Linked DNA regions of Homo sapiens: all the other regions are linked to region 2. A link is a contact called in ENCODE Hi-C or POLR2A ChIA-PET data. All regions are on one chromosome and are shown on one strand. The core of a region is the stretch at or near the end of the contact, and the rest is flanking DNA. Distances in the headings are between cores, read along the strand shown. Region 1 overlaps CD58 (CD58 molecule). Region 2 holds the start of ATP1A1-AS1 (ATP1A1 antisense RNA 1). Region 3 overlaps CD58 (CD58 molecule). Region 4 has its middle 26 kb from the start of ATP1A1.

Region 1 (3,264 bases), core at 562-3,061, 97 kb after region 2:
AGACTCTCATGTGACAGGAATTCCAGGGACAGTGCAGGCACAAGCTAAAGCGTCTATGTATTGACTTGGGTTTACATGGCTGCCAGAGGCAACTGGCACCGTCCACCACTTCAGGAGTGGCTGCCACTCTGTATTTGTTATGACTACGGTTTTCCAGCTACTGTCTGCTGTTGACCTCCCAATGTGACAGCTAACCAATGCAACAAACTAAGTAGGCTAATTAATGGCAGCGAGAGAAGTCTCCCTGCCCCACCTGTGTTATACAACTGCACTGGATGGTGGTGATCTGCTCTTTTCAAAAGCAGCTAGAAGTAAAGACCCATGTGTTCACTTGCCTCGTACTGACAGCAGTGGAACCCAGTGAGGGACAGTACTTTTCTCCCTCACTCCATGAATGACCCTACAATGAATTATTTTTCCCCTAAAGCAAGGGAGAAAGAGTATAGATTTTAAAAGGGTATGTGACCCTTATTTTTCTATCTTAGGAAAACAGTAGCCAAACCACCTAGTCACTTGTGTACATATTTACATTTATTTACAAAAGTATCTACATCATCAGTAAAAACAATTTACTGACAAAAAAAGCAAGCACCTAGTCATATAATAAGTTGATGACAGCCAAAACTAATGCTTGTTCTTTGTTAGTGGGTATTTCTTCTTAAAGCAGCTGCTTCAAGTTACATTTCCAACAGTTGTTCAAAAATTGTAATACTCAAATGAGAAATCAGATGGCTTTTTAGTTTTTAAAATAATTTAGTTATGCTGTTGTCTTCATCTTCTGTTACCAATCAATTGGAGCTACAAAAAAAAATCATATTATTAACTTGTAAAATGCAGTAAATCTGGGCTGCAGACCAGGAGTCTTAATTACCCTCCTATTCTAAAGTGAATAGCCCTTTTGTAATAAACTCATCAAAGCCAAGGGAGCTAGGGAGCAGGGATGGAGGAAGAACTGCCTTGAGTGCTCTTGGGATAGTAGTCTGAGTAACACTTGAAGAACAGCCTTCAGGATGCTGCACTCAATAGCAGCCCCAAGGCTCCTCCCGCTTACTCTCTGAGTATAACTGAAAGATTGAACAACAGAGCTGAGACTGTTAGACCCACATGTAAACTGTCACCCATTTGTAACAGCTACTTCCTTCTTTGCTACATGAAACTCCTGGGGATGGTTTTCTTCCTACCTCAAACTTACCTTCCTGTTTAGTCACCTCTGTGGCAACGACAGAACAATCTCTGGCTGTCTTGGAGTAAATCAGCCGAAAAACAAAACCGCATCCTTGAGCAAGCCCTCAAACCGAGTCCATTTCCCGGCCTCCTCCCCCGTGGTCTGCGTATTTCCACAGAGCTCAAAATCAGACCAGGCCAGAGCTCCCCAAACATTTGTATCTCATTGGTAACAAGAATTCATGAGAAATTAGTGCTGTGGTCACAGGGGTGAGGTAAAGGACAGCAAACTAGAAGTTTCCCTCCTTGGGAGCCTCACAGAACATGAAATGGGTGCTGTGACTTTCTGAGGGGGATAAAGTGGGAAATGTTTGTAAACCAGGTTGGCAGGCACAGGATTCTTGTTGGGGCAGCTTTTTGCCGGTCTCTGCTTCCCTGCCCTCTCCCAGCAGTCTCCTCACCCACTACAAGGAATCAAGCCTGCTTCTCCAGCTTGGCTCCTGCCTGAGATCCCACCTGTAAATCTTTCTTCTCGGAGAAATAGGACTCCCTGCTTCCTTTTTAATTTGGCTAACTTTGTGATCTGTTTTCTAGACACTTACACAAAAAATACCAGGGCACTCAGAAATTGCCTACGTTGAACTGCCTGGGTGAGAAGTGTGGCGTGGCCATTTCCCGTCAGATGTCTGCTATCTACTCATCTGTCCTCTGTTGTTCCTAATTGGGTTTAGTTCTTCCTGCTCCTGCCCTCGCGCAGCTGGGGAAATATTGCATTTGTTCCTACTTATGCTTGCCCCTTTCTCATCTCCTCCCCCGATCTCCTCCATCTCCACCATATACAGAACCTTTTAACATTTTAATTTAACTTAATTTTTTTGATGCCCAGGCTGGTCTCTTAACTCCTGGGCTCAAGAAATCCTCCCACTAACTCCTAAACTCAAGCGATCCTCGCACCTCAGCCTCCCAAGTAGCTGAGACTACAGGTGTGTGCTACCATACCCAGCTTCATAACCCTTTAGTAACTGAGCTTAGAGAATTCCCCCTGCTGCCACAATGGGTTCTTTAAATTTAAAAATAATTATTAAATAGGCAGTAAACACACATGATGCAGAACTTGAATAGTAAATAAAAATATACCAAGAAAAGTAAGCTCCTCTCTCAATCTCAGCCCCAAATACTCAGGTCTCTCCCTAGAATGCCACCTTAGAGAGGTCAGTGTTACCTTTCTAGACTCATCATTCCAAAGCAGTGCTTTTCATGCAAAATGTTCCTGCTCAAGAACCTATAATGGCTGCTTATTTCCATATCACTCCATTCTAAGGACCTCCTTGCAAATATTCAGTGTCTTTTGCCTCTACTTCAACTCGATGCCAGGCAGGTCAATCTTACTATCAAATAAATCACAACAGATTTAATTCCCTCTCATGTATTTGCCTCCGCTGTTTATCCCACCTGGAATGCCTTTTCTACTCCACTCTTGTTCTGAAAATGTAGGTCACATCCTACCCCCTCCAAAGCTTTTCTGATTATTCTGGCCTCTCCAATTCCTCTGCGTTGGTTGCTCAGCCCTTACCCTCATATCACACATTCTGCCTATCACCTGTGCTTCCTGCCTAAGTCCTTCTAAGAGTTTCGTATGCTCATGTGCATCCATTCTCTCTCCCTGGTGTGGCCACAAGCTTCTTGTGGGAGGAGCCCTATTATATGCTTTCTCTGAATCCCACACAATGTCTAGCCTCGCTGGGTACTCTGACCCCCACCCTATCAGCTAGCACAGTGCCTGGTATCGCATAATCTCCATAACGTTTGTTGTGATGAAAGGAACAGAGGAAGGGATGAGTTCCAGAATGCCCATCCCCTTTCCCCGTGGCCCTGGATGATGCCCCCCTACCCCCATCATTGGTAGTGATGGCTATGCCTCCCCCATCCACTCAGAGTTCCCCTCCACTGTAACCACCTAGATCTCAGCAGAGACCTGACTTGGCTCTCACACTCACCTGGGGCTCACGCATATTGCTCAGATCTGAAATGCCTTCCTCTGACCACAAGCCTGGAGGTCCCTACCTCTCCCACCTCACCTCATCTCCAGCTACTTGGCTC
Region 2 (2,843 bases), core at 214-2,713:
GGCTCTACAAATGTAGCTGGTACTACAATTCACTTTTTTTTTTTTGAGACAGGACCTGACTGTCACCCAGGCTGGAGTGCACTGGCATGATTACAGCTCACTGCAGCCTCGACCTGCCAGGCTCAAGCCATCCTCCCACCTCAGCCTCCAGAGTAACTGGGACTACAGGCATGCGCCACCACATCCTGCTAATTTTTATATTTTTTGTAGAGATGGGGTTTTTGCATGTTGCCAGGCTGATTTCAAACTTCTGAGCTCAAGCCATCTGCCTGCCTTGGCCTCCTAAAGTGTTGGGATTATAGGCAAATGAGCCACCACGCCAGCCCACAATTCACTTTAAACACAAGTGAAACACATTTCATTAGACAGTGGAATAGACTTATGTCAATTTTCTTTTCTCTCTTATTTTACACAGTCTGATTTCCTGAAGACAGGAGGCGGGAGTAAGCTAATCAGGCCCTGAGTTAGCTGTTTCCAAGAAGCTTAGAGTGTCCCACTTACCTACGGGTTGCAGGGCCCGCATTGCCAGTAGGGCTGGCTTTTAGGGATGCTGCTGTTGGTGTGTGCTGTACTTGTTTTCTAGGATTGGGACAAGCTTCCTTGAGCTCCTGACTTTAGAGACCAGGTTTGGGAACTGATGGGTGCAGCAAATGCAAACAGACAGCAAACAGGCCAAAGAGGAGATTCATTCACTGAAGAGGGCCCTGGTACAGTACTGTCGAGGTTTTGCGGTGGCCTGGACACGGCTGGCTCCTTCGACTTACACAATATATCTTCTCTCTCTCTTACCTGCACTTATAAGAATCGGTGCTAAGGGTATGTGCCTACCACAGTGCAGCTTGTAGATTAATGAAGAAAGAATTGCTGCCACTTCCCAAATATTAAACGCCAGGTTCTGCCTATGCATATTCTCTCAACCTTCACAACACACCTACTAACTCCAGCTTACAAATGAGGAGACGAACCAGCAGGCTGTTCCAGGCGTCTGGTTGTAAGAGCAGTGGCAGTAGAGAAAATGATTTATTTTAGCACCAGCCACTGTGCTAATCCCTTTAGATATCATCTCATTTAATCCTTTTAACAACCCTGAAGCACCATCCTTATTCTAAAGGGACTTCGGACCTCTCTGCGGTCCACACTGTCCCCTGCTCGGTGCAGGAGTGTAGACTGGGACTGTTCCGTCTGGTGGTCTCCCCGACAAGGGTTCACCTGGAAACTGGCCTTTGGGCTGGGATTGGGACTCTGTACTTAGGCTGGCAGCCCATATTAGGACTGGGCACCGTGATAAGCACTTTCTTACCGCAAATGCACGATTTCACTCGGCCCTCACACACCCCACGAGGTGGGCACCGTCACAGTGCCATCTCACAGGCAAGGAGGCCAGGCCCAGGCCCTGAGGATGCGCCGCTCAGGTGGGAGCTTCCGGGGAGCTCGCGCGACAGCCTGGGGGAGCGCGGATTCGTCTCTGCGCTACGGCGGCTGCAGAGGGTCAACCCGCGGAGGCGGCGCTTCGCGGCGGGTCCTCGGCCTGAGGCTGTGGGATGCCTCCAAACCCGGCGCGGCCTCCGTCTGCAAGGAGAGCAGAGGGTCCCCGCCGGGAGCGCGCCCGGCTGCGGCCCCAGGCGGCCCTGCCCGCAGCCGCCACCTGAGCTTGGGCGCGGCTCCTATCTCCCACCCGCGCGTCGGCCAGTGAAGGGCTCCGTGCTTAAACATCATTCGTTACAGAAGTATTGCGGCCATCACACGGCATTTTAAAAACACGAATGATGATAAATAACTTTAACACTGCTTCCAATTCTGCCTCCAAGCACAGCATCATTACCATTTGCATGCGTTTCACTTCATTCGATTTCCATGTGTATGGATTTGTTTCTACATAGCTGTGGTAAAACGCACATACTAAACTGAATCCAGGGTTGTTTTCCACTTTGTAACATGAACATTTTCACCGTGTTAGTACTGACGCTTCCTACCTATAATTTTTAATGGCAGGACTTTAAAAAATTGGGTTGATACGCTGTCACTTCTCTGAGCATCTCGCAAATGTTCAACATTCAAGTGGCTTCCAAAGCTTCACGATTATAAATTATTCATTCTTTTTTGTTTTGTTTGGTTGTTTGTTTGTTTGTTTGTTTGTTTTTTGAGACGATGTCTCGCTCTTGTCGCCCAGGCTGGAGTGCAGTGGCGCGATCTCAGCTCACTGCAACCTTCGCCTTCCAGGTTCAAGAGATTCTCCTGCCTCAGCCTCCTGAGTAGCTGAGATTACGGGCATCTGCCACCACGCCCACCTAATTTTTGTACTTTCAGTAGAGACGGGGTTTCATCATGTTGGCCAGGCTGGTCTCGAACTTCTGACCTCAGGTGCTTCTCCCTCGACCCGGCCTCGGCCTCCCAAAGTGCTGGGATTACAGCACTTTGCTGCCCAGCCCATTCTTGTGTATAAAGTCCTTTCAGTATTGAGATCAGTTTCCTTAGGTTATATTCACAGGAGTGAAACTGCTAAGTCAGAATGTGAGCATTTAAAAGCTTTCAGTATTATTGCCAAATGGCTTTTCACAGATGACTCAGGGAGGTTTTGGTACTTGGAACACTGCTACTTATATCCCACTCCCCCCCCCCCCCACCAGGAAAACATCTAAAGTGCACTTTTTTTTTTTTTTTTTTTTTTTTTGTGAGACGGTATCTCGCTCTGTCGCCCAGGCTGGAGTGCAGTGGCGCGATCTCCGTTCACTGCAAGCTCCGCCTCCCAGGTTCACGCCATTCTCCTGCCTCAGCCTCCTGAGTAGCTGGGACTACAGGCGCCCGCCACCACGCCCGGCTAATTTTTGTGTTTTTAGTAGAGA
Region 3 (3,249 bases), core at 8-2,507, 120 kb after region 2:
AGGTACAGTATGGTGTTTAGCATGGACTCAGAAGCCCAGCTGCCTGAGTGCATATCCCAGCTTCATGACTAAGAGCCATTTGACATTGGGCAAGTTACTTAAATCACCTTGTGTCTAGGTTTCCTCCTCTCTACAATAAGGACACAAATAGTACTTACTCTATCAGACTGTAATGAGATTAAATGAGTTAACACAGATAATAATCAACATATGAATTAACATGTAGTGCCTGCACAGAGTAAGTACTTAACAAATGCTAGCTGTAATAGAGCACACGGCCATTGGCTGTGAGTTTCCAACTCCAGGAAGCCGAGGCTCCCCGGAGGGTATGTGATATGATGAGAAGAGTCACTGAGTAGGAGTTGGGAGGTTTGATCAAGCCTTAGCCTTGGCCTGCTGTGTGACCTGGGGCCACAGTCCTTTTAGGAGCTGGAAGAGTTTTAAGAAAGCATCCATCCAGGTCTCTTGTTCTACTTACAGAGAAACGGACTCCTAAACTGTCTTATTTTCATCTGTGAAAGGGAATGCTGTATCAGGTCACTGTAAAGGTCAAACAGAATATGACTGAGTGCCACATGCAGGGTTTGTAAAAAAGAAAAGAAAAGAAAAGAAAAGAAAAAAAACAGAATATGAAAGTAATTTCAGGGGAAACATGAAGAAGTGTTAGTATTATCTTCTAAGTTGCTAGAACTCCCTTGACTAGGTAGAAGCTCTTTCTGGCTATCTCATTACACAACAGTTGCCAGATGGCAAAGGTAGAAGTGCCTATCCAACTCATCTAAAAGTGTGCAAGCCTTTCTGCAGCACCTAGATCACAGTTTCTACACCTCAGATCTTTTCCTTCTATAAATCTTTCATATTTTCTTGCTGCCCGTGGGACTTACCACAGCTGTATCTAACAAATATTCGTTATACCTCTACTTTAAGCAGCATTAAACTGGCAAGAAATGTGCCTACTTCCTCCCTAAGACAATTAGTCAATTTATAATTAATGAATTGAGTTCACTGCTGTGTAAAAAATGAGAATTTCTTACACATATCTGATGACATTTTATAGAAATATGTGTATATTTTCACGAATTTTAGTAAAGGTCAAGTATCAATCCAGCCCAGTTAAGGACAGGGCAGTTAATTCTACTTACATAAAAATCATCATCTGAGATGTGATGAAGGTCCATAAAAAGATGGGAAAGGACTAATAAACCTCAGAAGTAGAAATTTTAAGGGGACTTTTGGGTATGGAGGAAAGCCAGATCTCAATGTACACACAGAAGGAAGTGGATGCCCTGAATTTAGGAAGTGCCAGGAAATCCCCCTGTCCAAAATATGCTCACTGGAAGTCTCCTATTAGGTCTGGTGTCTCTAGAAGATTACCAGGTTACTAAAACAAGTGTTAACATTACCTCAAGGAAGTATGACTTCCTCTTTTCTTAAAAAAAAAAAAAAATAGTATGACCAATCATTTTATCATGCAGATGTGAAACCTAGAGTCATCTTATGTCTTTTTACAACCAAAACCTACATCTTGCAGACTCTTTCTTGGACCCTCTATCTACCTGGATGATAGTAGCTTCTAACTTGACATCTCCTCTCTTTAATCCATCATAAGTATGCACCATCACATTAATCTTCCAAAAATGTATTTTATCAAGTCACTTCCTTGCTCCAGTATAGGACACAATGGCTCCCCACTGCTACAAGCTGATGTCCAGACTCTCAAACCAGGACTTTAAGTCCCACACTCAATACTATCAATATCACTGCCTCCTGATCAAAACTCACCTCCCCTGTACTTTACTCCTCTGCAGGCTTCCTAAGGTCTATCCAGTTGGTCTGACTAACAAAACCATACCTTTGCTGAGGTGCCATAGAATATTTTATTTAATTAATTTATTTAGCTAGTTATTTTGAGGCAGGGTCTTGGTCTGTCACCCAGACTGGAGTGCAGAGGTGCAATCATGGCTCACTGCAGCCTCAGCCTCCTGGGCTCAAGGGATCCTCCCACCTCAGCCTCTTGAGTAGCTGGGACTACAGGCATGCACCACCATGCCTGGTTAATTATTTTATTTTTGTAGAGATGGAGTCTTGCTATGTTGCCTAGGATGGTCTTGAACTACTGGGCTTAAGCAACCCTCCCTCCTCAGCCTCACAAAGTGCTGGGATTATAGCCTTGAGCCACAATGCCCGGCCTAGAATATTTTAAATTATTTTAAAACAGTTCATCAAGTTTAAGAGGAGAAATTTATTCAAATGTTTTGAATTAGTTTTACAAACTCTATAAAAAGGGCTCTTAAAATGTGTGATCTAAATTCTGACTCAATCCTCTTGTTTGTTGGCCCTATCTATAAATTATCAGATCCCCAATGTCCATGTTTCAAAGATTCTACTTTTTCAAGGAAATCTTCTAAGAGGATACTTTGACATCTTAGCAAGCTGTATTTGTCTAAATAGAGTCCACAGGGGTCAGACCTCACATAGCCTTGCAAGTCGCTTTACACATTTTAGCTTTAACAGAGTTAGATGGGGCCATTAGAAAGTTCCACACAGATGAGTGACATGATCTGACTTCTGTTTTAAAAAGATCATTCTGGTAGAACCAATACAACTTCCTGGTAGAGTGAATGTGGTATTCAAGAAAAAGAGAGGTATCAAGGATGACATCCCGGTTTCAGACTGACCAGCTGAAAGGATGGGGCTGCCATTAACCAAAAGGGAAAAGATTTGGGGAGGAGCAGCAGGTTTTAAGGGGAAGATAATGAGCTTACTTTTGGACTTGTGATATTTGAAAGGCCAATTAGATGTCTGACTGGAGAGGTACACTGGGCAGTCAGGTATACACATAAGGAGCTCGGCGGGGTACTCTGGGCTAGAGCTCTAGATCTGTACATTATTAGCATTGAGATGATATTTAAAGCCCTGACATGGGATGAGCTCACCCACTGGCTATGAACGCAGACAGAAAAGGAAAGAGACCTAAGGCTTAAGCCTTGATGTTTCCAGTGTTAAGAGGTTGGGGAAACAAGGAAACTAGCAAAAGAAGCTGAAAAGGAATAGTCAGTGTGTTAGAAAGAAATGTGAAGCCAGGCACAGTGGCTCACACCTGTAATCCCAACACTTTGGGAGGCCAAGGCAGGTGGATCACCTGAGGTCAGGAGTTCAAGACCAGCCTGACCAACATGGTGAAACCCCATCTCTACTAAAAATACAAAATTAGCCAGGCATGGTGGTGCATGCCTGTAATCTCAACTG
Region 4 (2,923 bases), core at 386-2,885, 71 kb before region 2:
CCACACTGCAGTTAAGAGGCAGAGCTGAGATGAGGATGAAAGAAACCTGGTGCCTGAGCACACACTCTTACCACTCTGTTACAGATTATTGGGCATCCTCTATGTCCCAGATACCAGCCTGGGTCATCTGCATACATTTTCTCTAATCTTTACAATATTCCTATAAGAAAGTTATGTCCCCAATTTTACAGCCAAGGAACCTGAATGTCACAGAGAGTCAATCAACTTGCCCAAGATCTTGGTTAGTAAATGTAATGTCCAGATTTCACCAGGTCAATGCTGTCTTGTAAAGTTATTTGCCTTTTCATACACATGTTTTTTTCCATAGCATGAACCAGGCTCCCAACTTTATCCTCCCAGGACCTCTCTGAGAGCTGTAGCCCAGGTCTGTGTTCTGGGCATGGGTAGGAGGAGGAGGGAGAGAAAAAAAGGTGGTGGCTGCCAGCTGCTGCTTCAAACAAAATATATCTACATATACAAAGGCACCGGGGCTGGTTGCCTAGCAACATCTTTCTGCCTCCCCAACCTGCTTCACTCCATCCTTACCCAACACATTATGCACACCCCTTGGCCTGCAATGCCCTTCTGAGACATCCCCCTTCATGGCTGCCTTTGTTCATCTTAACCTGATTTGCTAGGCAAAGGCTTGTAGCTTGCAGCTTGCAGGGAGTCCAGGAAGCACACGATTTGTATCACAGATGGCCCTGGGACAGGCAAAACAGAGCTATCCACCCTGCATAGCCCATACCTTGGCACTCACAGGGTATCTAATGCTGCAGGAAGGAGGGGGTCTCATTTCAGGAGCTTTGTCATATCGCTAAAGGTTTAAAAAAAGAGTTTTGTTTTTCACATATGTCAGGTCCTTTAAATAGTTCTTTAAAATAAAAGTTTGATTGGGATAGAATTAAAGCAGGCTGTCTGGATTTCTTTTTTCATCTTATCTCCCATGTTGGAAGTTAGAGCCTCTTAAATTTAAAGTTATCTTCAGTTCAACCAGTCCAAAAGGCCTTAGGGATATATTTGTCCTGGAATCTTAAAGAGAGGCAGAACAAGGCAGAATACACAGTTCTCTTAGTTCTTCAAGCATAACTGAAAGGGTACAACAGTAGTGGAGCCCCCAACCCAGTCCAGAGCTTCTGACTTCATGGCGAGAAGGTGATGCTGAACTGAGAGCCAGGGCTACATTATCGCTTTCATGGACCCTAGGCAATTTTGCCTTCATGGGCCCATTCCTCCATAAAAAGAAAGAAAAAATATTAAAAATTATTTTTTATGACTGTGCTGGTATAAAGACAACTATAATCCAGACTGTATTCATTTATATATATATTTATTATTTTCATTATGTAATATTCATTTTTCCTGATTTTAAAAAAAACAAAGAAACTAAAATATATTTATGCACCCTTGAGAGTATTGTAGGTCCAAGCCTACTGTGCCCAGTGGATAAGATGGCCCTGCTGAGGGTATGTCAGCACACAGCAAATGTTATTCAGACATTGGTGCTCAGCCAATGCTCAGAACTGTGGGGTAAGGAATGCTGTGGCTTAAGGAAAGCACAATGCTCTGTGCCCAGAATTGTGGGGTAAGAAAAAAAGTAAGGTGTGGCACCTGTACTCAAAGGCTTCGAGCCTAACTGCAGAAAAAAACAAAGCAGAAACCTACAATCACTGAGCCACAAAAACTCGGCTTGGCAACCACTAAGGAAATCATTGAAACCCTTTTCTTGCTTAGTTGTATTATCACCTGAACAAATAATACATGTTTAAAACACCACATACTGAGAAAGGGCCAAAGAGGTAAGAGATGACGCTGGCAAGTGTAGTGATGGATTGGATATTGAGGTTAAAAAAGAGTCAAGAAAGATTTCTGAGTTTGGGCCTGGGTGATCATCTACATAGACAGAAAATAAAGAAAGAGGAATAAGTTGGAGGAGGAGACAATGGGCCCAGTGTTAGGCAGATTCGTTTGAAATGCCTCTGGGGAGTAAAAGGCAGAGACCAAGACTGCTTTACTCCCCACTAAAGTCTCATCTCCTAGTATAAAACCTGACACTTCTTCTGTATTAAATAAATATTTGTGGAATTAATTAGATACAAGTAGATAAGTCTAGTGATTGATTAGTTGTTTTTATGGGCCTAATACCCAGAACAAAGACCTGGGGTGTTGTGGCAGATGCTGGCGGCTGACATTCACTCTCTATTCCAAGTCTGCTTATGTGAACAACTGCAACTCCCTGCCTTGTCCTGGCCTCAGGAATAGATTTGGATTAAGTACAGGACAAGCTGGAATCTCCAGAGACTTAATGCCTAGAAGCAACCTCAAACAGTGATTGACAGGGAGTTAACCTATAAATAACCCATCTCCTGCGAAAATAACTCTGAGGCACAGTCTATGCAATCTTCTAGAATTCTCCAGTGAGATTAAGTTTCTAGAGCCCTAACTGAGGCTGGAAATATCCTGGCCACACCTGCTTTGAGTGAGAGGTTTCTTTGGATGAAAGGGCTGTGTAGCCAGCAGCAGAACTGTGTGCATGTGGAAAGCAAAGGCTGATATTCCTAACAGATGATCATCCACTTCTACGTGATGATATATTTGCTCATGTAAAGAGAGCTTTCTATTAATCTCTAATTTTATTCCATGTGGCTGGAGAACATACTTTGTATAATCTCAGTTCTTTTAAATTTATTATGGCTTGTTTTATGGTTCAGCATTTAGTCTATCGTAGAGAATATTTCATGTGCTCTTGAGAAGAATGTGTATTCTGTGTATTTTGCACTTGTTTGGTGCAGCAATCTCTTACATTTAGTTGGTTTATAATGTTAAAGTCATACGTATCTTGTTTATTGTCTGCCTAGCTGTTCTATCTATTACTGAAAGTGAAGTATTAAAGTTTCCAGCTATTTCTGTTTGATTGCCTATT

What was found. A loop is a pair of places that touch in the nucleus more often than their neighbours do. ChIA-PET counts read pairs that join two places held with the same protein, here RNA polymerase II (POLR2A). Pooled maps may share reads with other maps.
Region 1: a pooled map shows a loop between it and region 2 (3-fold over the local background). The contact joins the enhancer-like site here to the promoter of ATP1A1-AS1 in region 2. A Hi-C loop is called at or near these places in 1 of 168 maps with a recorded cell type or tissue (naive thymus-derived CD4-positive, alpha-beta T cell), 6 of 37 single-sample maps with no recorded cell type and 14 of 50 pooled maps. POLR2A ChIA-PET finds 5 or more read pairs at or near these places in 10 of 52 experiments (CD4-positive, alpha-beta T cell, CD4-positive, alpha-beta memory T cell, CD8-positive, alpha-beta T cell and 5 more).
Region 3: a loop to region 2 is called in a pooled map, with 3 times the contacts of the local background. The contact joins the enhancer-like site here to the promoter of ATP1A1-AS1 in region 2. A Hi-C loop is called at or near these places in 1 of 168 maps with a recorded cell type or tissue (B cell), 7 of 37 single-sample maps with no recorded cell type and 9 of 50 pooled maps. POLR2A ChIA-PET finds 5 or more read pairs at or near these places in 2 of 52 experiments (GM12878 and activated CD4-positive, alpha-beta memory T cell).
Region 4: a pooled map shows a loop between it and region 2 (2.0-fold over the local background). The contact joins the enhancer-like site here to the promoter of ATP1A1-AS1 in region 2. A Hi-C loop is called at or near these places in 1 of 37 single-sample maps with no recorded cell type and 2 of 50 pooled maps. POLR2A ChIA-PET finds 5 or more read pairs at or near these places in 12 of 52 experiments (A549, CD4-positive, alpha-beta memory T cell, H1 and 8 more).

What each region holds. Positions count from the first base shown.
Region 1 is chr1:116,514,025-116,517,288 of GRCh38, forward strand. It overlaps CD58 (CD58 molecule), which reads right to left. Exons shown (of 6, transcript NM_001779.3): 6 at 510-798. The coding sequence ends at 789. Among named protein-coding and RNA genes, the nearest start is that of LINC01762, 37 kb to the left of the region's middle. Within about 2 kb of position 1,812, at least 16 of the 41 ENCODE cell types and tissues checked have a DNase peak (open chromatin) inside an H3K27ac peak, as active enhancers do; they include CD4-positive, alpha-beta T cell and CD8-positive, alpha-beta T cell, where a contact is called at or near this core.
Region 2 is chr1:116,417,159-116,420,001 of GRCh38, forward strand. ATP1A1-AS1 (ATP1A1 antisense RNA 1) reads right to left here and starts at 1,464. Exons shown (of 3, transcript NR_027646.1): 1 at 1,301-1,464. RefSeq lists an enhancer at 1,289-1,583 and a silencer at 1,543-1,672.
Region 3 is chr1:116,538,919-116,542,167 of GRCh38, forward strand. The region is part of intron 2 of CD58 (CD58 molecule); the gene reads right to left. Among named protein-coding and RNA genes, the nearest start is that of MIR548AC, 20 kb to the right of the region's middle. Within about 2 kb of position 1,258, at least 2 of the 41 ENCODE cell types and tissues checked have a DNase peak (open chromatin) inside an H3K27ac peak, as active enhancers do; they include B cell, where a contact is called at or near this core.
Region 4 is chr1:116,345,521-116,348,443 of GRCh38, forward strand. No RefSeq gene overlaps it. Among named protein-coding and RNA genes, the nearest start is that of ATP1A1, 26 kb to the right of the region's middle. Within about 2 kb of position 1,636, at least 4 of the 41 ENCODE cell types and tissues checked have a DNase peak (open chromatin) inside an H3K27ac peak, as active enhancers do.